Regions from separate parts of the Mus musculus genome. Here region 2 is linked to region 1. A link is a contact called in ENCODE POLR2A ChIA-PET data. All regions are on one chromosome and are shown on one strand. The core of a region is the stretch at or near the end of the contact, and the rest is flanking DNA. Distances in the headings are between cores, read along the strand shown. Region 1 holds the start of Kdm6b (KDM1 lysine (K)-specific demethylase 6B). Region 2 holds the start of Dnah2 (dynein, axonemal, heavy chain 2).

Region 1 (5,830 bases), core at 2,194-4,693:
GCTCTGGCCCTTTCTCCATGCTGAACCTTTCCCACGTAGCCACGAGATGGCGAAGATGAGACGCCCACCAGAGCCGAGGGCCATGCGGGTTGGGGGGGGGGGGCTATCTATAGCTGTGACACGCACCTTTGAGAAAGGTGCGCTGAGGTTCACCTTTGATTCCCTGTCATCTGTCTGGCACCCGCCCCCGGCCCAGGAAATTGTAAGCATATGGGTAAAGTGCAGAAGCTAGGGACAGGGCGAGAGACTATGCTTTTTCCGGCCTAGAATAAACAGTGGTGAAGTGGCATTTGGGTTGAGTTGGTCACTAAACTGCAGATTCGTTTCTGGCTTGTGGCCTGTGACTGTGTCTTGGAGGCTGGAGTGTGGGGAAGGTCGAAGGCAGAACACCTAGTTCCTGGCGATGAGAACTCCGAGAGAAAAGAAGTAATTAATTGAGGTGCGATAGGAACGGACCCAGTGGTTGCTCAGAGTAAGGCTGGTCGAACCTCCGTCGCTTGCCAGGGTTGTTTTCTCAGTTGCCAGAGTAACAGGCTGGGGAACGTCCACCGCCAGATTCCCAAACTCACTCTCTCCAGTCCAATCGGCTTTAGCGGACGTCGACTACGTCAGGGTCCTAGTGACCAATGGGAAGCTGTCATAGAGAGCCTGAAAGAGGGAGAGGGAGGAGGTGGAAGGGGGGGTGGTGGCGGTGGCTACCCAGGATCCGCACGTGCACTCCCACACGCTCCACTCCCTGTACAACCCCTTCCACTGCACGAGCCCAGACAGTCTCTTGCGCCTGCGCGGCGAGTCGTGTGTGTGTCTCTCCCTCCCTCCCCCCCCTTTGCCTCAGGTCGTCAGTCTGTGTTTGCAAACTAGTCCAGGGTTGTGTTTCTCAACCCCTGCGGGCCCAGACGTCTGGGTGGGTTTGCGCTCTTTAGCCGGGTGTCGACTGTTAATGTCAGCCTCTCGAGGGAAGGCCCGCTACCTGTGTTCCCCACCGCCACCCCCAGCTGGCGCCCCAAGCTCCCAGGTGGGCTGGGCGGAGCTGTGGTTTCCGGCCCCCTAGGCTCAGCCGCGGCTTTCCCGAGCTCCGGCAAAGGGTGTTTCCACAAAAGAAAGGGAGTGGGTACAAGCACCCCTTCCCGAGGCTTAACCCACCCAGGCCTAGCTGCAGTTAGTGACAGGGCAGGACACTGTGAGAAGCCCCTTGTGGTCCCGGTGACTTTCTAGGCCAGAGGGTCATTACGCCTATTTTCTTTTTTTCTTGTAAATTCCTGCTTTTGATAGGCAAACCAGACCTTCCTCTTCCCTTCCTTAACATTTCCTCCTCGCACGCTCTGGCGTTCTTTACACCTCCCTTGGCTCCTTTCGGGCTGTCCCCGTCTCCACTCGTCCTTTTCTGCTTCTCCAGAGGGTTATATAACTCTTCCTCTCCGCGTGTCCTGATTTCAACTCCACAGACTCCGCCCTGGAACGGCGCGGGAGGGGCGGGAGAGTTGGGGACCCAGACAGATTCCGGCTGGCGGCCAGCTGGGGCACAAGGGATCCTGCAGATAGCAGACGGAGTCCCGCGGGACTTGGTTGGTGCCCCGTCCCTTAGTCTCCCGCCCCTAACCCGGGATCAAGCCCAGAAGAAAGAAGGCACAGTATTTCCGAGGGGCGTGTCGGGACAGTCAGAAATGTGGGTTGGGAGGTCAAGGCTGGAGGCTGAGAGGAGGAGGCAGGCGAATGACCGGATTCCCTAGGATTGGTTCTGCTGGGGTTAACAGAGATAAAAGCAGGACGCCTGGGTTCCCTCCTTCGTCTCCTTTTTGGGTTCCCAGAATTCCTAAAGCTATTTTCTCAGGAAATTTAGCCAGCTAGCAGCTTCTTCGCCCTGGTAGGAGTCAAAGGTCTGTGTTCGAGGTGGCCTGGGATGATGTCACCAGTGCACGTGCCCCGGGACGGTTGCCAGGCAATGCGATCTCCTCCCCTTTCCATTCCCTCCCACCTCTGCCCAGAGTCCCGTTCCAGTCCCGTGCCATCTCTTTCTCCTTTCCTTTCCCTTGGCATTAGCATCCTGCAGGTGGGAAACCCTGGCCTGGAGTTTCGTGAAGGGGGAGGGGCGCGGGTGTGGTGTGGCCTGAAAGACTTTGCCCCTTTGCTGGCTTGAGAGAATTCTGGGTCTTCCCCCCCCTTCTTTTTCCTAGATTGCCATGGAAAAACTTCCTCTCCAGTCCCCACTACCACTACCACCCCCCGTACTCCCTCCCGCGCGCCCTTGGAAGTGTCTCCTGAAGTCTTTTTAGTTTCCCACCTGCTGCATGGCCCAGTGTCAGGTTGCCCCTTTCCCAGCTTGAGCTGAAGTGGGTGTAGTTGCAAGACAGCTGCCCCTAAGAGAGGAGCTGTATGTGGGTATACACACCAGCCCATCCCTGCGACTCCCGTCACCTCCTCTTACCAAACTGAGGAGAAAGAGTTAGGCTGAAAAGTCAAGGTCTTTATCTGTGTAGGTAGGTGGATCAGCTTCTGGTATTGCCCACTTTTGAGAGAGAAGTCCAGTGATAGTTATGGCTGCCCTCTGTTAAATCTTGGAGTTGGTGATGGTATTACAGAGTCTCCTTTCTTGTGCCTAAGAATGTGGATTGTCGGCTCAAACCTGGATTCTAACCCCAGCTCTGCCACTAAATGGGACTCGGGAAAAGTCACAACCTTGCAGAACCTCCTATCTGCAATCTGGGACATTTAAATATCAATACCTACCTTCTAGCTGATGGGAGGGGGCAGTGAAATAATTTATGCAAAGCATTTAGCACAGTGGTTGGTATAAAATTAATACCGAATGAGTATCAGAAAATACATATTATTAAATGTTGTTAGTTATTATAGTGGGTGGACCTGTTTCTAAAGTAGCCCTCACAGGGGATTGGTTAAAGAGTGGAGAATTCTGCTACCTGGAGTGTGTGTTGTGTGTGTGTGTGTGTGTGGGGGGGGGGTGTCAGGGATTAGCATCGACTACTTTATGTACCTTATTTGATGTGGGCTTTAGCCAGATTTGTATTGCTTTCTTTAGGTTTATTTTTCCCCTCCTTAAAAAAAAATAGCTAAGACTATATTCCTTTGGCTGTTAAAATAATTACGTTGTAGCTTGTGATTTTCAAGCGATACTCTGGTTCCCTCCCATGTTGCTCTCTGGAGCCTTTCATTTTGCAAAGGGACTCCACAGTTTCCCTAGCGGGGACATGGCTAGGCTAAAGGGGTGTGTAAAAGGTTGGGGTGGGTGGGTGGGTGGAGAGAGACTAGTGGGGGGAGGCTGGGGGAGCGGGTAGTTAAAGGAAGAGACCGGAAGGGAGGAGGAGGGAGCCTGCTGGTGGGGAGGGAGGGGAGGAGGAGGAGGTGGAGGAGGAGGAGGAGGACGAGGAGGAGGAGGAGGGAGGGAGGGGGTTGGGGAGAGCCTGCTACAGTTCTTTGTTTGACTCCGGGACTCAGGGACGGGGAGGAGGAGGGAGGGAGGCAGAGGCTGCAAGCGCCGGGGCAGGCCCAGGAGGCAGAGGAGGGACCGTCTCCCCCGCCCCCCAGCCCCCACTCCCCCCCCTGCTGCTTCCCCCTCCCTACCCGGACTCTGGGGGCACCGCCGGGGGACAGACACCCAGCAGGTAACCCTGGCCTGGCTCTCCCTCCCCCTGTCTGATTTTCTTCCACACCCTCCCGGACGACCCCTTTCCGTCTCCCCGATTTCCCGGGCCTTGCCTTTCCCCCCCAGCCCTCCTTGTTCCATTTCTGCGAGTTGGGCTTGTCGCCTGCTGGCTCCGCCACCCTCCGTCTCGTGCAGCCTGACTCCCTTCCCCCCACCCCACAGTGTGTGCTCCCCTGTTCTGCCCGAGGCACCTTTTGGGGTTCTGTCTCAATGTTTCTTAGGCTGGCTTCTTCCGACCAGTCTCATGGGGCTCTGAGGAAGGAGGGAGTCCTTATTCTTTAATGGCTCCCCCCAGTCTCCCTTGCCCCATTCTCCTCGTAGCAGTCTCTAGGGGTGAGAGAAAACCGGAATTTGGGGCCTGATGGAGAGGCAGGGGGGCTGTGTGTTGCTGGAGACAGGGACAGTGAGTGTGTGAGGAGGGGGTGGGGATTTGTTAGAGACCAGGCTGCCTCTCTGATGTCCCTTTAAATGGCCCTTACATATCTGGGGGTTAGGGGGTGGGGTGGTGGCAAGCTGCCTGCCTGGGGGGCAGGGCCCTTGGTTTGTCCACACCGTCAGGGGTGGAAATGATTTAAAGGGACAGCCTTGGTGTGGCCACTGCCACCCTGTGCTGGCAGGAGGGGGAGCTGGCAGGCTATGTCTACAGAGGCTTGGCTGGTGAGCAGGGCATTTGAGGCTGTCTGGGACTGGGCCTCAGGTCTCCAGTCCAGTTACTGTGGCTGGAAAAGTGCAAGAAGGGGTTGACAGCCTGCCCTGAGGGTGCTCAGTCTAGGCTTTCTTCAGAACCCCATGGGTGAGCCCTTTGACTCCATGACCAAGAATCTGTGAGTCTGAACTACAGAACCTGTGGGCCAGAACCAGGTGGGGGCCACTGGCAGATCCGCAGGTCAGTAGGGTGACCTGGGTACTTTAGAGCTGGCCCCTTCAGCTTCCCCTTTTGTTGTTTGGTTCTTTGCACAAGAAGGCCCCAGCCCCTCCTCCTCATGCACATGCCCCCCCACCCCCACCCCAGCTGTTGGGCAGATGAATTACAGCCTCCTGCTTGGGGCCAAGGCTGGTAAGGGATTAAAGTTCTGAGGTTGGCCCTTTAAATGGCTGTTGGCCCTCCCCCACTCTGGTGTCCAGACACCCATCACATACCCTTCTGACCCCCTTGGTCTGGCCTGCAACCCTCCCCCCCTCTATAGGCTAGCCTACCCCGTAGCCACAAATTCTATCAACTGCTGGGTAAGCACCTTAGTCCTGAATTTGCTTCCCTGTCCAGAAGGGTCCAGCCTCTAGCATCTTTTCTCCAGAAGGTCCTAGCCAATCCAGTTTTCTCAGCTCGCTGCTGACCACTGTTCCTTAAGGGCCTTGCTTAGGTCAGAAATAACACTTCCCTGGGGGCAGTGTCATCAGCAGGCACAAAAGCTTGCAGTGCATTGCATCATGGAGGCCAGAGGCCTAAGTCTCTGGGGCAGGGGGAAAGATGGGGGCTGGAAGGCCAGGAAATGGAGAGGCCAGGTAGAGAGCCCGTGTGTCTGGGTCCTGGAGAAAACACTGGTCCCCAAGGAGTGAGTCTGAGGTGAGGGTTGACTGAGGCCTAACTCCTGCTATCAACACCTGAGTCTTGGCCCTAGACTTGTAGTAATATACCTAGCTCTTTGTATCTAAGGATTAGGAGGGAAGAGAGTGGGCCCCTGTCACCTCCTTGGGCCACATGGAGGAAGGAGGTGATGGGGAAACAGGATATGGTTTTGGAGGTGACATGGAGGGAGCCTGCTGCAGAGGCTACTTCCTAGCTCAGGCCCAGTCACAGCTCTTGCGGAGGAAGAAGGCTCCTCCCTGTTGGGCCCGTTCATCTTGTCTGACCACCTGTGCCGCTTGCCAGAACCTGCCTACACCAGCCTAAGGGAACTGGAAGGGTCAGAGTCCAAAAGGTGGTGTTGACTATCTGGTGTCTTGTTAGGGTTGGAGGTAGCAGAACTGAAGGCCTAGGGTCCACATGCCCTGGGGGCAGGAACTAAGGTTGCTTGACAGTAGATGTCCCCTGTAGCTGGGCCTGAGCCAGAATATCAGTCTAGTCAGAAAAGGGCGACGTGGGTTGGTACTGAGGTGCCACCCTATGCTTCCTTACTACCTGAACCAGGCTGCTTCCTAAAGGAAAGGTTGGAAGATGGCTTTTTTCCA
Region 2 (5,307 bases), core at 530-3,029, 130 kb before region 1:
GAGAGAGAGAGAGAGAGAGAGAGAGAGAGAGAGAGAGAGAGAGAGAAAGAGAGAGAGAGAGAGAGGAGAGGAGAAGAGAGGCAAGGCGAAGAGAGGAGAGGAGTAGAGAAAAGAGAAGAGAAGGAAGGAAAGGGAAGGGAAGGGAAGGGAAGGGAAGGGAAGGGAAGGGAAGGGAAGGGAAGGGAAGGGAAGGGAAGGGAAGGGAAGGGAAGGGATGGGAAGGAAAGAGAAAGAAGCCCTTGCTTGGTCTCTCTACCCCCTTGTTTCCTGTGTGTATACAGTAGTTGTTCTTACTCAAGGAGTTTTTAAGCCCGAGGAGGGTAAAGATGATGTTTCAAGCTTTTGGAAGCCTAAGACATAAAATCCTGAGCAGGAAGCTGAGTGTGGGGTAGCAAGAATTTGTTATCCCAGCACTTGTGAGGTGTTGAGGGCAGAGGCTTGTGAGTTTGAGGCCAGTGTAACCTATGAAGCGAAACCCTATTTCAAATACACAACACAATGAAACACATCCAGCGAGGGCGAGCAGAGCAGAACTAAGGGAAACAAGTAGGCTAGGGACCCAGATGCCTAAGCTGCCCTTCCCAACTGTGGAAGGAAGGTCGGTGGAGCTTGGCCATCCTGGGGGCGGAGCTGCAGAAGCACAGGCTTGGCTAGCCTTTGCAGTTTAAGAGATACAACTTTCACCTGTTCAGAGTATGGTCTGTGTTGGGGAGTGTTAGCGATAGGAGAAGGGGTAAGGAGTTGCAGTAGAAATTTCTTTCTTTCTTTCTTTCTTTTTTTTTAAATGTGTGTTTATGTGCGTGTGGTAGGGAGCGTTTGTGCAGGCCGTGGCATGCGCATAGAGGGCAGGGGCCAAGTTGCCAGGGTCTGTTCTACCGCGTGGCTCCACAGGATGGAACATTGCTTCTCAGGCTTTGCAGCAGGTGCCTTAACTCGCTGAGCCAACACACAAGACTGCAATAAAAATATCTGGTGGATAATGTTTGATGTTGCAAACTGAGATTTAAGTTAGAATGAAATGTGGGGCTTCTTCCTAACGGGAAAGTGGGCACCCACAGACTCGGGTCTCCCCCTTCCCAGGAAGATGTTCAAGGTCTGCAGGCAGGCGGGGGAAAGAGATGTGGGGTGGTTCGGAGGCAGGGTACTGGCTTGCCTGGACTTGGGGTGATAAGTAGGGCAAGAAAGAAAGACACAGAATGAATGGCCACTACTGAGTACAAGAGTCACGTATGTGGCAGGGCAGGTGTCCGGAGGGAGTTCAAAACAACCAGGTTCGAGGCAGCTGTGATTCTCATGAGGGAATTGAAGCAGTCCGTTTCCTGGTTCTCTATCAGGAACTTAGGCATCAGCTCCCCCAGTGGCACTGACTGGTGGGGTGGGGGTGCCCACGAGCAGCCTCAGGGGGCAGCAGCTGGTGAGTGGGGAGGAATCTGTGTGCTCAGCAAACAGCAGCCTTCGTGCGCACGGGCTTCCTCCTCCCTCATCAATCAGCCACAGCCAAATGTCCCTGCATTCCCACCACCCCAAGGGGACTGGGGCTGGGCCAGGGTCCCCAGGGGAGTGAGAAGGGGATGGATGTGGGGAGCCGGGGTGGGGCTTCGGTTTCCACCCATTGGCCCGAGTTCTCTTTGGAAGCCCTCAGTTCTTCTTGTCATGGAATGACTCTTTCCTGGCTCATGCCACTGGAGGGGGGTGGCCTCAGCTACAAATCACCTGTGGGGGGGCTGCTGGTGGGGAAAGGGGGCAGAGAGATGAGTCAGGGTTGTTGAAGAATCCACTCTGGTTCTCACGGAACTGGTCCAGGGCAGGGTCAGCAGGGCGGTTGCTGGCACAGAGGCCCCGTCTCCCACACTGATCCCTCTCTCCTAATGGATACTCAGGTCAGCCAGTGGCGGGTAAGACCCTGACCCCTTGAACATCTGTCCTTCCAGCTTCTCCTAGCACCCACCTTATTCCCTGCTTCTCACGAAGATCTAGAGGTATGGCACCCACCTCATCCAAAGTTTGCTATTACCCACGGGGGTTGGAGGGTGGGGGTAGGGGGCTGTGACTTCTAGGTCTTAGCTTCTGGCTCCCTCTCCCTCTCAGCCCTTACACCCCTCAGGGACCCAGGCGTCCTGCCCACTCCCTTTACCATAGCAACCATTCTTCTTGGAGTTGCTTAAGACTTTAATATCATTTCATTAAGTCAGTAAGTTCAGAGAAGGTTGGGAGCACAAAGGGACTAGGACTGGGCCCAAAAGGACCAAGGTAGGGGGGAAGAAGGACCGAGGCCCCTCTTCTCCGTGGAGATGGCTCTGAGAAATCAAATATTGACAGTGGGAGAACAGACCTTATTAAATCTGGGACAGGGGTGTGTGTGGGTGACTGTGGGAATGGCCGGGTGCCTGGGTTCTGAGGGTGATAAGGCTCTGGGAGGAGAGAAACGCCTATAGTTGAGGTGGCCCAGGCTAAGGGACCGATCTCAGGGTACAACTGCTCAGTCCCTTTCCTTTGGGATGTGCTTAGACTTGCTACTCTGGTTGTTTCTCAGCTGTCCCCTACAGCCCCTAGGGACAAGCATCCCATCACAGCTGTGGCTGCGCCCCCCCCCTCCCTTTACCTCCACCTCTGCTGATGAGCTTCAGCGGCGTTTAATCGGATTGAGCAGTAATTAGCAAAGCAAGATGTTTGATTACCTATTTAGCATAATGTGGGGGGCTGGGATCCCTAGGCACAGCCACCGTTGAGAGGGGAGTCAGAAGAGAAAAAGGGTCTATGCAAAGTTCCTTTCCCTGAGGGATTTATGAACCTGCCCTTGAGGATCCCCATCCCAAGCCTCCCCACAAATTTTCAGTCCTTTGGGACTTTTCCCTCGGGATTCTGACCAGTCACATCACCCCTCTTTACCATCTGGCTGGAAGATTACCTATGAGTTCCATCCCAGCCCCGTGTACTGTGCAGCTGTTGGTTTTAGGGTGTGGCGCAGCCTCTTTCCTTCAGTCCCTGCTCTCTCAGCAACAGGAGTCTGGGCTGGGCCAAAGACCACACAAATCAGAGCTCAGAAACTCATCTTCAGGATAATGGCGGCAGCTAGATGTGGCAGCACACCCCCATAATTCCAGCACCCAAGAGGCAGAGGCAAGACTCAAAGTTTGAGAGTTTGAGGCCAGCTTGAGCTACATGGCGAACGGGGAAGGTGTTGGTATTGGTGTTGGTGTAAGTAAGAGAGGAATGGTCGATTATGGAAGTGGTGGCTTGGGTCAGGGTGTAGATAAATGCATTGGCTTCCAGGAGTACCAGGGACTGCCACTTCCGGCAGGACCAGACTGGCTAAATGAGACCTGTCAGGTGTGAAAATGGTAGAACTGAGGTGCCAGCGTCTCTTCATATCCAGCAAAGAAAATGTCATCAATTTAGCTCCTCATGGAAATGTAATCAGTGGGCTCGCTGCTGGCTTTGTCTTAATTAGGCACTATTGATGGAAGCAGGGAGGGCGCCTCCCTATTCCCATGATTCTGCTTCCTCGTGGCATTTCCCACGTCTCCCCAAAGCGTCTTGCGACCTCGGGTACAGCTGTCTTTTCCACCTTCCAGCCACCAGGACACGCAGCGCCCCCTAGCACCCACTCAGTTCTGCCCCTCCAATGATCTCCAAGCTGCTCTGGGACGCAGCCTTTGTTCTTATGGAGAGCAAAGCTCCTCCCAGGCCGGGTCACCTTCCCCAGGGGAGTCCCCGCCTCTCGTTTGCCCCCCAAACCAGCAACGCTTTTCAAAGCCAATCCTCAGATTAAAAAAAAAAAAAAAATTCCAGTTCCAGCCTTCACCCGTTCCCCCCCGCCCCCGCCCCGTGCCTCCCAGCAATCCTAGACCCCAATCCGGGCTAAGAAGCGGGAGCAGCGGGAGGGCAGGGGTGCTCCAGCCCCGGTTTTTCCCCTGGACCCAGCTGCAGCCCTGGCTGTTTGGAAATCCTGGAGAGTTTTCTAGAAGGTGAACGAGTCTCGCAGGCGGGACCCCGAGCGCCACCTGCTGGACCCGTGCAGGCCGGAGCCCACACACCTGGGGGCCGGGGTCGGGCGTTTGGGTCCCCCTGTCTTTTCCACATCCTGCGAGACCGTGTCTCATTGTTTTCAGTCCCAGCTCTTCCAGCATAGTCCTCAAATCCAGGCGGGAGCCGTCCCCCGCACCTTCGGCTCCCAGATTTAGTAGCTCTCGAAACCCTAGCCGCGCCCCCCCTTGCCCTTTAGTCTCAGATCCACGCGGGAAAGACTCTCGTGGGGTGGGGCCGCGGAGCAGTGCGCCTGCGCAGTGTCCGCAGACCCGCCACTTACTCTCCCGGCCCCGAGTTGCCATGGCGACGCGTGCATGCAGGCGCGGGCCTGGGAGGGCCACGCGGGGCAGCTTCTTGGTTGGTGTGACCCAACCGTCTGTCTAGGGAGGAGAGGGTCGACCTTGTGAGGTGTGTGTCGGGACAGAGGGAAGGAAAGAATGCTGGGGAGAAGGGGGCAGCTGTAGGGGAGGAGCAGCAGCCGAGCTGGGGTGGTTGTAGGGGGAGAGGGGAGCAAGGAACATTTGTGACTGGGAAGAAGAAGGGCAATTCGGGGTGCAGTGAAGGGGGAACAGTTGTGTGGGCAAGAAGTTGTGAGGGAGACTGCCTACTGGTGACCAGTTTGAGGAGCAAGCGGGCCCTGAGGTATTTCCAGTAACCCCAGTGAGCCCCAGGCTGGAACAGTGTCTCCCGGTGTCTGCAGTGTGGTTTCTGTCTCCAGAGGCTCCAGTGTGAGGCTTAGGGGAGCTAGATGCTTCCCCCTGAGGCTGATGGAGGAAACCGCGCTCTTGTAGTTGGTTTTATTGATTTGTTGGCCTAACAGAACGTTTTTCCTTGGAGCAAAGTACAAATCCTTCAAGTTTGAAATTCATAACCCGGTGATCAATGCCTGTGGCAGCCTGTGGGGATGAGGCAAGGCAGCCACAGGTGGCTGCCAGGCTCTTGAGGAGGAAGAGGGAGCGCCCAGCATTCTACAGTGTGTTCAGGAGATTCTGTGCTCCTGACTTAGTTGCTTTTTTTTTTTTTTTTTGCCCACTGGGTCTTCCTCATGTCCTCAGTTTCTTTTTTTTCACCATTGCATAATTTGACATTCATTACTGGGTGGCTTTTGTCCTTCTTGGTTGTTCCTAAGGACATTTGGAATCTGGTGATCCTGAAATTGTGTACTTAGCATAGACTCAACCAACAGGCCTAAGAAACCACAGTCCACACTAACCAGGCTCCCCACCTCTAAGCAATTAAAGACTAAAGAGACTTGTGCACACGGTCTTTGTTTAAGGC

What was found. ChIA-PET counts read pairs that join two places held with the same protein, here RNA polymerase II (POLR2A).
Region 2: POLR2A ChIA-PET joins it to region 1 with 26 read pairs in embryonic stem cell. The contact joins the promoter of Dnah2 here to the promoter of Kdm6b in region 1. POLR2A ChIA-PET finds 5 or more read pairs at or near these places in 4 of 5 experiments (Patski and embryonic stem cell).

What each region holds. Positions count from the first base shown.
Region 1 is chr11:69,413,807-69,419,636 of GRCm38, reverse strand. Kdm6b (KDM1 lysine (K)-specific demethylase 6B) reads left to right here and starts at 3,443. Exons shown (of 24, transcript NM_001017426.2): 1 at 3,443-3,620. Gm51903 (a long non-coding RNA gene) reads right to left here and starts at 4,124. Exons shown (of 2, transcript XR_003949708.1): 1 at 3,853-4,124; 2 at 1-648.
Region 2 is chr11:69,545,580-69,550,886 of GRCm38, reverse strand. Dnah2 (dynein, axonemal, heavy chain 2) reads left to right here and starts at 1,779. Exons shown (of 86, transcript NM_001081330.1): 1 at 1,779-1,895.